Linked DNA regions of Homo sapiens: regions 1 and 2 are each linked to region 3. Evidence: chromatin contacts called from ENCODE Hi-C or POLR2A ChIA-PET data. All regions are on one chromosome and are shown on one strand. Each heading gives the region's core, a stretch centred on a gene start or an enhancer-like site at or near the end of the contact. The rest is flanking DNA. Distances are from core to core; before and after follow the strand shown. Region 1 holds the start of MRPS35-DT (MRPS35 divergent transcript). Region 2 has its middle 25 kb from the start of STK38L. Region 3 holds the start of IRAG2 (inositol 1,4,5-triphosphate receptor associated 2).

Region 1 (3,998 bases), core at 1,225-3,724, 2.7 Mb before region 3:
AAGATGAGCAGGACGTAGCCATGAAGACAAGCAGGTGAGAAAAAGTGTTTTGACAGAGTGAGAGCACATGGAAAATCAAAGTGAACAAATTCAATATGGCTGAAATTTAAGAACAGAACAGAGAGAGACAGAGAGAAAAGAGGCTGAAGGCACTTAACAGGCGTCTTAACTATAATGCATCCTTAGCAGAACTTTTTTTCTTTTGAGATAGGGTCTCACTCCCGTCACCCAGGCCGGAGGGCAGTGGTGCGATTACGGCTCACTGTAATCGACTTCCCAGGCTCAGGTGATTCTCCCACTTCAGCCTCTGGAGTAGCTGGAACTACAGGCATGGGCCACCACGTCTGGCTAATTTCTTGTATTTTCAATAGAGACGAGGTTCCGCCATGTTGCCCAGGCTGGTCTCAAACTCCTGGGCTCAAGGGATCCGCAGGCCTCGACCTCCCACAGTGCTGGGATTACAGGAATGAGCCCCCACACTCAGCCCCTTGGCAGGGCTTTTGATTTTCTTCTTCCAGTCTTCCCAATTCGTGTACATGGAATCATCATTCATCCAATTGCTCAGAACAAAAATGTAACAGGATTTTTTTGAGACTTGTCCTCAAGCCCCACATCAAATCCATCAGTAAATCCTATGAACTTTACCTTCAAAATATATCGCAAATACAACCACACCTCCTTCTCCACTATTACTTTAATCCAAGTCACCATCACCTCATTTGGATTACTGCAACAGCCTCCAAACAGATCTTTGGCTTCCACTCTTACCCCAGTAAAGCAGCCAGTGATCTTTTAAAAACGTAAATCACATTATATCAGTTCCCTGTTCCAAGCCTTTCAATATAAAACCCAAGCCAAAAATCCAAATGAAATGTCTACAAACTCTTGAGAGATCAGATTATTACTTAACTAACTCTCTGACGTCTTATACTACCACTCTCTCCTCTACTCACACTTAGCTCCTGCCACATTGTCCTTCTTCCCGTTCCTTGATCACACCCCTCAGATTGTTCTCAACTTTTGGCCTTTGCACTTATAGTTCCCCATACCCCAAAGGCTCTTTCCCCATATCTCTGCATGGCTTGGGGCCCTGTTCAAATGTCACTTCCTCAGAAAGATCTTTCCTGACCATCCTGTGGCCACTACTCCCCCCAAATCCATCATTCTCAATACTCTACTTTATTTTTCTTCAAAGCATTAAACCCTATCTGACATCTTATTTAGTTGTTTGGTTGTTTATACTATTGACTTCCCCACCTTGCCGTATCTCCGGTGAGTGTCTAGAACACTGCATGGTATACAATAGGAGTTAAGTATTCCAAGAATTTAAGAATGAAAATTTAAAAATAGACAATTATTAGACCTATGAAGAGCCAGTATGAAGGATTAATGTATTTATAGTTTATCTGAAAACAATGGGAAACCATTTGTAGATCTTGAACATGAGAGCAGCAAGACAAGATCTAAATTTTGAAAACCTCATTTGGCTGTTTTGAGAATTCAATGTAGGAGAGCAAGAGGGGAAACAGGAAACGGAAAAAAAACTTGTAGAAATGAGATGGTCACCTGAACTAGATAGTTGGTAGTATGAGGAGAGTAAATTAGAGATATAACAGGAAGTAGCACAGGTAGGATCCGCCTATTGATTAGACTCACGCCAGCTCCTCCTCAACGCTCCCGTCATTCTAGCCACACTTCTATCACAGCGCCTCTCACCCTACATAGCACTTCTCCGCTAATAAATCTGTATTTTCCACTAGAGTCCTCCGGGGTAAGCACGCTATCAAGCATCCCTACAATCTCTGTTAAATGGAGGTCATCAACGCCTGTTGAATGAAGGCCGCCCATTTGGTGGCCTGGAATTCAGAGCAGCAATTTGTCCTAGCACAGCCGTATGACTCTCTTAATGTTTGGGGAAATCCATGGTTCAACAGCGCCGATGCCCGATAAACAACACAGCACCAGTAACCTGTGCCAGGGGCTGTGGACGGGGGCAACACAGGAGCAGGTCACGGGGAAGGGGGATGTAAGCTTTCTGAGCAAACTCCCAGAGCACCCAGGGCAGAAACAGGCGGCTAGAAGCCGGGCAACGCGGGTGCAGAGCACAGACCCACGTCCATGGTTTTCCTACCAGACGGGCCTGGCAGCGGACGCACTGGCCTCCCCCGGGCGGCGCTGGCTCAGCCACCGCGGCACCCTTCATGAGGCCGGTATTCCGCTCTTGCACCTCCCCCAAAGCCCAGAGAAGACGAGACAGACACTCACGCAGGCTAGGTGTCGGGACCGGAGTGGCCGAGTAGACGGCAGTGGAGAATGCACGCAGAGTCCTTGCCCTCGACTGCAGAGACAGCCATGCTGGGAGCGCGGCGGCCGCCATGGCTGCGAGGACGGCAAGCCGGAGGGGACAAGCGGCGTTCAGTGTCAGGGGCGGGCCTGGGGCCGCTAAGCGCAGGCTCCCTGGGCTGGCACCGCCCTAGGCTGGAGAAAGAGGAAACACGTTGGTCTGCGCACTCAGAGCCGAGTCAAATGTGCAGGAAGATTCCCCCAAACTGAAAGAAGTAATGAAAAGAAAACAAAAAAAATCCTTAAAAATCGAGTGAATCAGTTCGTAGAGAATTGCAGATAAAGACCGTAGGGATAGGGGTTGCGGCTCACTGAAGGCGGGCGTGCTCTGGGTGGAACCTCAGTTGATCCGAGAGTCAGGCGGTCTACCCGAGGGACTCTTGTTATTTATAATTGTTGCTTTTCTACATTTACTTGGATTAAAGAAGTCTTCAACTAATGCCAGTAATATGCGCTAAGGGGAGAGAAGCAGTATCCCGAGCCAGAGTGCTTGGGTTTCAAACTTGACTTCACCACTTCTGGGATGTATGATCTCAGACAAGTTAGCATAGACAAATATTTGTGTACAGCGTTGGCATACAGTGAACACCGCGTGTACGTAGCCTATAACTTTTAGCTATATATGGTTAGCTTGTTGTTAGATCAGCTTAGAATTACAGAAAGTCAGAACTCATCAGGACCTAGAAAATAAACTTTTAATGAACACTCTTAAATTTTCTACGGTAGGATGAATTAACATACAAGCCTTAATAAAACAATTCTCGGCCGGACGCGGTGGCTCGCGCCTGTAATCCCAGCACTTTGGGATCCCGAGGCGGGTGGATCACCTGAGGTCAGGAGTTTGGGACCAGCCTGACCAACATGGAGAAACCTGGTCTCTACTAAAAATACAAAATTAGCCGGGTGTGGTGGCACATGCCTGTAATCCCAGCTACTCGAGAGAAGAATCGCATGAACCCGGGAGGCAGAGGTTGCGATGAGCCGAGATCGCGCCATTGCACTCCAGCCTGGGCAATAAAAGCAAAACTCCGCCTCAAAAATAAAATAAAATAAAATAAATTCTCTATTTTCTCTTTATTTTAAAAATTATTTTAATTAATTAATTAATTATTATTATTTTTGAGACAGAGTCTTGCTCTGTTGCTAGGCTGGAATGTGGTAGCAGGACCATGGCCCACTGCAGCCTTGACCTCCCAGGCTCAAGTGATCCTCCTACCTCAGCCTTTCAAGTAGCTGAGGCTACAGGCACGCACCACCACACCCAGCTAATTAAAAAAAAAATTGTTTTTCCAGAGATGAGGTCTCACAGTGTTGCCAGGGCTGGTCTCAAACTCTTGGGTTCAAGCGATCCTCCTGCCTTGGCCTCCCAAAAAAGTGATAGGACTACAGGCGTGAGCTACTGCACCTGGCCTATTTTTTCTATTTTTAAGTTTTTTGTAGAGTTGGGGGTCTTGCTATGTTGTCCAGGCTGGTCCCAAACTCTTGGCTTCATGTGATCCTCCTGCCTTGGCCTCCCAAAATGTCGGGATTACAGGCATGGGTCTGGCCTATTTCCCTATTTTGTCTCAAAGTGACAAAATTATAACAGTAAAAACAACTAAAAATAAACAAAACCGATTCTTGGTAAGCATACAACCAGTAGAGCAGAGGTATGC
Region 2 (3,729 bases), core at 24-2,523, 2.2 Mb before region 3:
AGGTGGCTGGGCACCATGGCTCATGCCTGTAATCCCAACACTTTGGGAGGCCAAGGCAGGAGGATCACTTGATCCCAGAAGTTTGAGAACAGCCTGTGTAACAGAGAGAGACCCCCATCTCTACCCAAAATCAATCAATCAATAAAATAAAAAATTTAGAAAAGGTGATCTGATGAGCTAAGCAGAAGAGGTGGGCTTTATAGGCAGAAAAGGGGTTAAAAAAAAGCAGAAATAAGGAACAAAAAGTGAATCGGTCATTTCAAAGTTACTTTCCTTATCGGATTAAAGCAGGGGGTACTCCTTTATCATGCCAGCTAAAACTGGCCTGTTAGGGGATTTGGCTATGCTGTCTTTCCCTCTTTCTCTCTCTCCCCCTTAGTTTCTTGAAAGGTAGATGACTTAGTTTCTGTTTGGTGACATGAAACTTTAGCATGAGTGACTCCATTTTGGTTTGATCTGTAGAGGCCCAGTCCAAATCAATAGCATCGTACAAATTTTATTTAAAAGAATAGTGCTGCTGGGCGTGGTGGCTCATGCCTGTAATGCCAACAATTTGGGAGGCTGAGGCCAGTGGATCACTTGAGGTCAGGAGTTTGAGACCAGCCTGGCCAACATGCTGAAACTCCATCTCTACTAAAAAATACAAAAATTAGCCAGGCATGGTGGTGTGTGTCTGTAGTCCCAGCTACTCAGGAGGCTGAGGCATGAGAATTGCTTCAGCCTGGGAGGTGGAGGTTGCAGAGATTGCACCACTGCATTCCAGCCTGGGCGACACAACGAGACTCTGTCTCCATTAAAAAAAATAAAAAAAGGATAGTGTCTACCTCAGTGAGACTGGAGCCAGTTTTTAGCTCCACAGCTACATAAGGAGTTGATAGAAAAACTGGAGTAATGAACACTGTTTTCCAGTTCATCTCACTGGTGTGTGGAGTTGATTTGGTTTTGCCAGTGTTATTTAGCATCCTTTTAAAATCACCCCTCCCCAACCCATCTCCTCGTACAGCTGCCCACAGGCCTGGCTCAGAAATCTGTCTCAGAAACTGAGTACCACCTAGTCTAGTCACAGTTTCTTTATGAACTACTCTGCCTTGGCTCACTGACTTGAAGTTGACAACTTACTCTTGAATAATTTAACTCCTTTCTTGGAACTGACTCCTTCTTCAGACTTCTCTTAACTTTCACTTCTGCATGTGGGAAGAAAGTAAAGGTATTAGAGACACACTGTGTAACTGGCTACAGGGTACATGGACCTTATTTCCCCCTCCCTGACAGCAAGGGCTTGTACTCAGCCTGATGTCTGGGCATAATATAAACCTAGCTTGATCTCTATTCATCACAGTCTCCACCTTTACTTACTTGAGTGTGATGATTTGTTTGAGATGTTTTGCTTTACTCATGAGGGTATGGAAATACGAAAAAAAGATAGATTGACTCATACTGTAATTCTACACTGATACATTGCAGCAATATTAACATTAATTCAATTTAAAATTCCACATTCCACATGTGTATTTGGCAATGTAGTTCTGGGAGGTAATTTGGAAATACATATCAAAACCTTAACAATAGTTACATTAGTCAAGAGCCTTGATTGCCAAAGACAGAAAGCCAGTTCAGATTAGTTTAAATAAACAGGGAAATTTATTAGGTCAAATAATTGGACAAGTCTAGGGAAGCACCTTGCTTCGGTCATGGCTGAGACCAGGAACTGAAATGATGGCATCAGGCTGGGCGCAGTGGCTGACACCTCTAATCCCAGCACTTTGGAAGCCTGAAGCAGGAGGATCGCTTGAGGCCAGGAGTTCCAGACGAGCTGGGGCAACATAGTGAAACCCTATCTCTACAAAAATAAAAATAAATTAGCCAGGCATGGACGTGCACACCTGTAATCACAGCCACTGGGGAGGCTGAAGCAGGAGAATGGCTTGAACCCAAGAGTTTGAGGCTGCAGTGAACCATGAACGCGTCACTGCACTCCAGCCTGGGTGACAGTGAGACCTTGTCTCAAAAAAAAAAGAAAGAAAGAAAGAGAAAAAAGATGTCAGTAGGAATCCCCCTTTGTCACTTCATTATTTAGCTCTGCTTTCTTCCATGTTGGCATCAAGAGGGCCCTCATCAGTCCCAACCTTAAATGATTTTTGGTGCCATTTAAGAATTTCAGAAGGAAAGAGATGTTTTCATCCAAGAGTTATTATCAGACCTAGAAAATTTCCCTCTTATTGGCCCTACTTAGATCATATGCTCACTCCTGGACCAGTCACTGTGCCTGGAGTGGTAGGAGACAGGGCACTCTGATCAGTCCCAGCCATGTGATGAAACATTTTACCAGTTGTGGGAGAGGCAGATACTAAAAGGCAATGAGAGAGTGAGGTAGGAGGTCAGTTCTATCATGTGAAAATGAGAAGAAACTCTAGGCAGGCAGAAACAAGTGATATCAAAATACAATGTTCATTCTCGTCTATGAATATTTACCCTTAAGAAATAATCAGAAGTGTGAGAGAGTTATGCAGTTATTCCTCACAGAATTATGTATAATAATAAAAATTGGCTGAACATGGTGGCTCACGCCTGTAATCCCAGCATTTTAGGAGGCTGAGATGGGTGGATCACTGGGGCCCAGGAGTTCAAGACCAGCCAGGCAACATAGGGATACCCCTGCACTACAAAAAAAAAAAAAATTAAAAAATTAGTCAAGCTTCGTGGCACATGCCTGTAGTCCCAGCTACTCAGGAGGCTGAGGTGGGAGGATCACCTGAGCCAGGGAGGTTGAGGCTGCAGTGAGCCATGATCACGCCACTGCACTCCAGCCTGGGTGACAGTGAGACCTTGTCTCAAATAATACAATCTAGAAAGAATTGGAATGTTTAATAGTAAGGGATTTCTTGAATAAATTGGTACCTGGATTCAACAGAACACTATGTGGCCTTTGAAAAGTATTATAGAGGAAAACTCAGCGACATGAAAAAATGTTCAAGGTATCTTGTTAGGCACAACAACAGTATGCGAATCATGATCCCAATTTGTGTGTGTGTGTGTGTGTACATACACACACACACACACACACATATCTTTTTATATACATTTTATGCATATTATATACATTTTATCTATTTAAAACATAACATGTAAATGTTATGAAAGAGTGAAATAATATACTTTACAATGTTGATTACTTCTAGTTGTTGAAATTAGGGATAATTTTCATCATTCTGGTACTTTTCTCTATTTTCTACAGTAAATGTGTCTTTTTAAAAATTAAAAACATTATTGAAAAGCCTTTAATTCCTCCCTGCCAATTTAAAACTGATCATGCTATTTCTGTCTGTGAGAAAAGGAGCTGAAATGGAGAGTCTAATTACTGATAAATAGCAATCATCGGTTAGACTTTAAGCAGAGTATTTAGAAGAATAAATTATTCACCAGTATTTTAAGATTAGCTGAAACCCAAATGTATTCTCTATTATGTCTTATTTCCATATTTTGAGGCTTTATCTGTATGCACACTGCTGACTTTTTCAGAATTAATCAACCAGCCAGCTCCATGAAGAAAGTACAGGCCCAGATATCAGCACAGGGAGCGATTCAGGGTATCTTTTCTAAACTTCATAATTACTCTTGACTGTATCTGTAGAAAGCTGAATGCATTTCCATGCTGCTAGAGACAGGGAATTTTTCTCAATAGTATTCGTAACACTCAGATTAGAGGAAACTACTTCAGCAAAATAGAGA
Region 3 (4,327 bases), core at 665-3,164:
ATCAACCCAGGGCAGCTTTCATATTCTGCTTTTAAGTGTATTTGAATCTATTGGGCCGTGAAGATAAACTGGGAAGACAACAATAGCAAGTTCATAATATCAAGAACGTGCACTTTGGGGTAAGTTATTAAAGTTGACTCTTCTAAGAAAATACTGCAAGAAAATCACAGTGAGGAAGGGGAACAAATTCTTAGTAGTTTATAAAACTCAGGTATAATATTGATTTAATCAAAAGGCAAAACTGGAGCAAAAGAATAGTCCTGGGCACAGTGTCTAAAGCAGACACACCTTAAACCAACTTTGGAATGCCTTATGATTCATGTCTCAACATGAACAGTTCTAATCACAAGGGAACCTTCTCCAATGCCCTCTGAGCAGTAGTAAAATAACACACAGACTGTGTAATTTAAAGACTGCCTTACTAGCTTAACAGAGTGAATCAGAATATTGAAAACTGGCAAATTCAATAAAGGTTTAAAAATTATGACAATAATATGTTGAATAACCACTGCTATTTTAATGTTTTATTTATTTATTTGTTTGTAATTTTTGTAGAGACAGGGTTTCACCATGTTGTCCAGGCTGGTCTCAAACTCCTGGGCTCAAGCAATCTGCCCACCTCGGCCTCCCAAAATGCTGGGATTACAGGGGTGAGCCACTGTGTCCGGCAAACCATTGCTATTTTAAAACTAGACTATTTCTTAAACTCCTAAATAGCTTTCTCAGATAATAGTAGAAAGGGTACAATAAATCCAAAACAAACACAAGTCTGAAATTTTTCATCTCTAGCCTACCTTAAGCTTATATATTAAATATATAATTATTTATAATTATATAACAATTAACAAATAAACAATGTTTATTTCTCAAACCAAGTAACTTTCTATAAAAAGAATATTTATACTGCTAGAACAAGAAACTGGCTGAACAAAAGCAATTGTCTGATAAATGGCTAAATAAGTAAGGTTTATTTTTACCATATTAGGTTTCTAGAATGAAACAATTTTATAGCTAATCTGACATCTGTAATGTGACAACTGTCTTCTCACATAAATCTCTGGTAACTGTTTATATACTTTTGGGTAATACAGAAAAATGACAAATATTCCAATTTTTAAAATGCAAAATATGTATGTAGATGTATGTAGAGAATGCATTAAAACTTTAAAAGAATTTTCACACATTTGATATTTTGATATACACTGAATTCATAATTATTTTGCCCAACCCCCTAAAATTTCCAAAGAAAATAGACGAGCAAGGCCTTTTCTACCATATGAGAGGAAAAAAACTAGCTAATAAAATCAGAGTATAATATATAACAACTTGCAAGTTCAAATATACCATGCATACTAGATTTTTCTCCTTGTTTACTTTTAGAAATTTTGAGAAGTTTTAATTAATTTTAAAAGAAAAAAACAGCCACAGACAAAACCAGCTTATAATAAAAAGGCAAAAAGGGAAGTTAATGGTTAAACCCATGCATGCACCTAGCCACTCAGCAAACCTCTCTGAAAGCCCCACAATATTGCCTTCTCAAACCATTTCATTGTCATAAACTCAGGAATAATATCCTAGCTGTAATCTAGAAAAATGTCTGTAGTCCTATGCCCCGCCTGAGGGTGGACAAAAACTGGGTCATAAATGAATATTTGCTACTCACTCTTCAGTTTCCTTGTCTTCTGCTGAAGTGCCTGGCAAGTGTTCGATAATTCAGTATTTATAGTTTGAAGGTTCCGTTGTTCCGAAATTGCTTCCTCTAATTTATGCAGTAAAGACGTAGCTTTTTCACTGGCAGTGTGGGCTTCTCGATCTCGATCCTTACCCTGGACATGGATAGTTAGTGCTGGATTGTAGCAGTGTGGCCAGGAAAGAAAGCAATGGAGTGCTCACTCTTATGATGCAGGCAAAACTGAAAATGTGTTTTTCTTCTCAGGGAAGTGATAAGCCTCTCCTGAACTTCTGCAATTCTGTGTTTGCATGGGCTTGGTATGCCTGAGCTATTTCTACAGCGGTTAAAGTCCTGATATGTCAAGTTGCCTCTTTCTGCAGAGTCGCCTCTTTCATCAGCAGGCTGTTGATACCGCCTCTCTTACAACTCCCCCTTTACTTCCTCTGCTCACTGTTAGTCGCTAGGGACTGAACTTGCAGTTCCTCTTTGCTTTTTTTTTTTGTTTGTTGTTGTTGTTCCTCCTCCATTTTTATTTCATGGTTTGCAGGGCATCTGAGGAGATGTCCCCTGAATCTAATGTAGCCATGAGCCACCCTACCTGCTCCTCCACATCCTCCAGCCGTTGGCTGGTTTCTTGGAGCCTCTTCCTAAGGATGCCTTCCTGGTTGACAGCATCTTCCTGTAGTTGTTTAATGGCTTCTAGTTGTTTCTGACTGGAGTTAAAAAAAAAAAAAAAAAAAAAAGTCCAAACCGCAAGCTGTCAGTGACATTTCAACTAAGAGTCACCCTGTGAAATTATGACAAACTCAAACTTAACACCACTTCCTTAGAGATCAGAGGAAAAAGTGAAAGTATTTACATATAAATGCTTCACAAATATAAAATCTTAAGCAAAGCTTATTGGTCGCTTAGCCTGACACCCTCACTTTACAGATAAGGACTTCTAGTTTCATCTTTTACACTGGTGTGTTCAGTTCCCACCAGCTGCATTCATAGCACTTAGCATCAGTTGCCAGTTGCCAGTTACTCAGAAGATGGCTCTACAATGAGGTCAGGGTGACAGGTGCAACATTTACACATCACAGCTAGCTTTTACAGAAAAAGAAAGGAATGGGGTAAAGGTAGGGGGAGGGAAAAGAAAAGGAAAGAGAGCTTTGTTTCATGACCTTAGCCTTTCTCCTTAAGGGTTGTCAATCATAGTATAAACACGTGCCACGAGCACAGGAAGGACCGCCCCCAGGCACAGATGAAAGCTGGCGGTTGATATTTCTACTTTAGTCCTCTTTTTGCTGAAGCTTTTCTCCCCATCACCCTTCCCCACCACAGATCTCATGGTGCCATTACGTTACACCTCATTTGGATCCAATTCTAATCTCTAAAACATGTAAAAATGCACTTACTCTCTGTTAGCAGATGAGATTATTTAATGTGTGTTACATGCCAGTACCTCAATGATTATCTGGAAACAATCTGACTTGAATATGGACCTTAACTCAAAGTGGTGATAAATGTCGGGAGTTGCAAAACAGCAAGGAAGACATTGTCAGCCGTAGGCCTTGTGCATGCCTCTCAAACGTTAACATTTAGTCAGAATGCCACTGCACACTGGCACAAATCCAGCCCTGGTTACACGAAGGACCACATGAGAGGCAAGAATGGTCTCACAGAATGCTTACCATACTGGTAAACAAGCAAACAAAATCCTAAGCAAAAATAAAAACTGCCTACATCACCACACTTTCCACTGAGCGTCCTTCAATAGCTTATCGTTGTCTCTCTCACTCTCTTTTTCTCTCTTTTTCTTTAACTGTGGCAGGAACATTTAACAGGAGATTTACCCACTTAACAAATTTTTAAGTGTACAATACAGTATTATTAACTACAGGCATAATGTTGTACAGCAGATCTCTAGAACATCTTCATCTTGCATAACTGAAACTTTATACCTATTGAGTAGCAACTCCTCATTTCCCCTCCCCTAGCTCCTGGCAACCACTATTCTCTCTCTTTCTATTAGTTTAACTATTTTAGATACCTCAGAGAAGTGGGATCGTGCAGTATTTGTTGTTCTGTGACTCACTTATTTTACTTGGGATAGTGTCCTCCAGGTTTATCTATGTTGTCATATGTGGCAGAATTTCCTTCTTTTTAAAGGTTGGATAATATTCCCTTGTATTTATATACCAAATTTTCTTTATCCAATCATCCGTGGACATTCAGGTTGTTTCCAAATCTTGGCTATTGAGAATAATGCCGCAGTGAATATGGGAATGCAAATAGCTCTTCCAGGTGCTGATTTTAATTATTTTGGATAAATACCCAGAAGTGGGGTTCCTAGATCAGATGGTAGTTTAATTTTTAATATTTTGAGAAAACTCTGTAACTGTTTTTTTTTGTTTGTTTGTTTGTTTGTTTTTTTTGAGACGGAGTCTCGCTCTGTCTCCAGGCTGGAGTGCACTGGCGCGATCTCAGCTCACTGCAACCTTTGGCTCCCGGGTTGAAGCGATTCCCCTGCCTCAGCCTCCCGGGTAGCTGGGACTACAGGCACGCACCACCATGCCCGGCTAATTTTTTGTATTTTAGTAGAGACGGGGTTTCACCATGTTGGCCAGGATGGTCTCGATTTCCTGACCTCGAGATCCGCCTGTCTCGGCC

What was found. A loop is a pair of places that touch in the nucleus more often than their neighbours do. ChIA-PET counts read pairs that join two places held with the same protein, here RNA polymerase II (POLR2A). Pooled maps may share reads with other maps.
Region 1: a loop to region 3 is called in a map of CD8-positive, alpha-beta T cell, with 23 times the contacts of the local background. The contact joins the promoter of MRPS35-DT here to the promoter of IRAG2 in region 3. A Hi-C loop is called at or near these places in 2 of 168 maps with a recorded cell type or tissue (CD8-positive, alpha-beta T cell and naive thymus-derived CD4-positive, alpha-beta T cell) and 7 of 50 pooled maps.
Region 2: a loop to region 3 is called in a pooled map, with 4 times the contacts of the local background. The contact joins the enhancer-like site here to the promoter of IRAG2 in region 3. A Hi-C loop is called at or near these places in 2 of 37 single-sample maps with no recorded cell type and 1 of 50 pooled maps. POLR2A ChIA-PET finds 5 or more read pairs at or near these places in 1 of 52 experiments (GM12878).

Annotation. Positions count from the first base shown.
Region 1 is chr12:27,709,223-27,713,220 of GRCh38, reverse strand. MRPS35-DT (MRPS35 divergent transcript) reads left to right here and starts at 2,474. Exons shown (of 5, transcript XR_001749448.2): 1 at 2,474-2,558. MRPS35 (mitochondrial ribosomal protein S35) reads right to left here and starts at 2,389. Exons shown (of 8, transcript NM_021821.4): 1 at 2,266-2,389. The coding sequence starts at 2,377. RefSeq lists enhancers at 1,969-2,758, 2,769-2,848, 2,879-2,958.
Region 2 is chr12:27,217,860-27,221,588 of GRCh38, reverse strand. No RefSeq gene overlaps it. Among named protein-coding and RNA genes, the nearest start is that of STK38L, 25 kb to the left of the region's middle. RefSeq lists enhancers at 938-1,007, 1,028-1,197, 1,338-1,387. Within about 2 kb of position 1,273, at least 2 of the 41 ENCODE cell types and tissues checked have a DNase peak (open chromatin) inside an H3K27ac peak, as active enhancers do; they include GM12878, where a contact is called at or near this core.
Region 3 is chr12:25,050,293-25,054,619 of GRCh38, reverse strand. It overlaps IRAG2 (inositol 1,4,5-triphosphate receptor associated 2), which reads right to left and starts at 1,914. Exons shown (of 22, transcript NM_001366544.2): 1 at 1,664-1,914. RefSeq lists enhancers at 2,040-2,409, 2,450-2,559.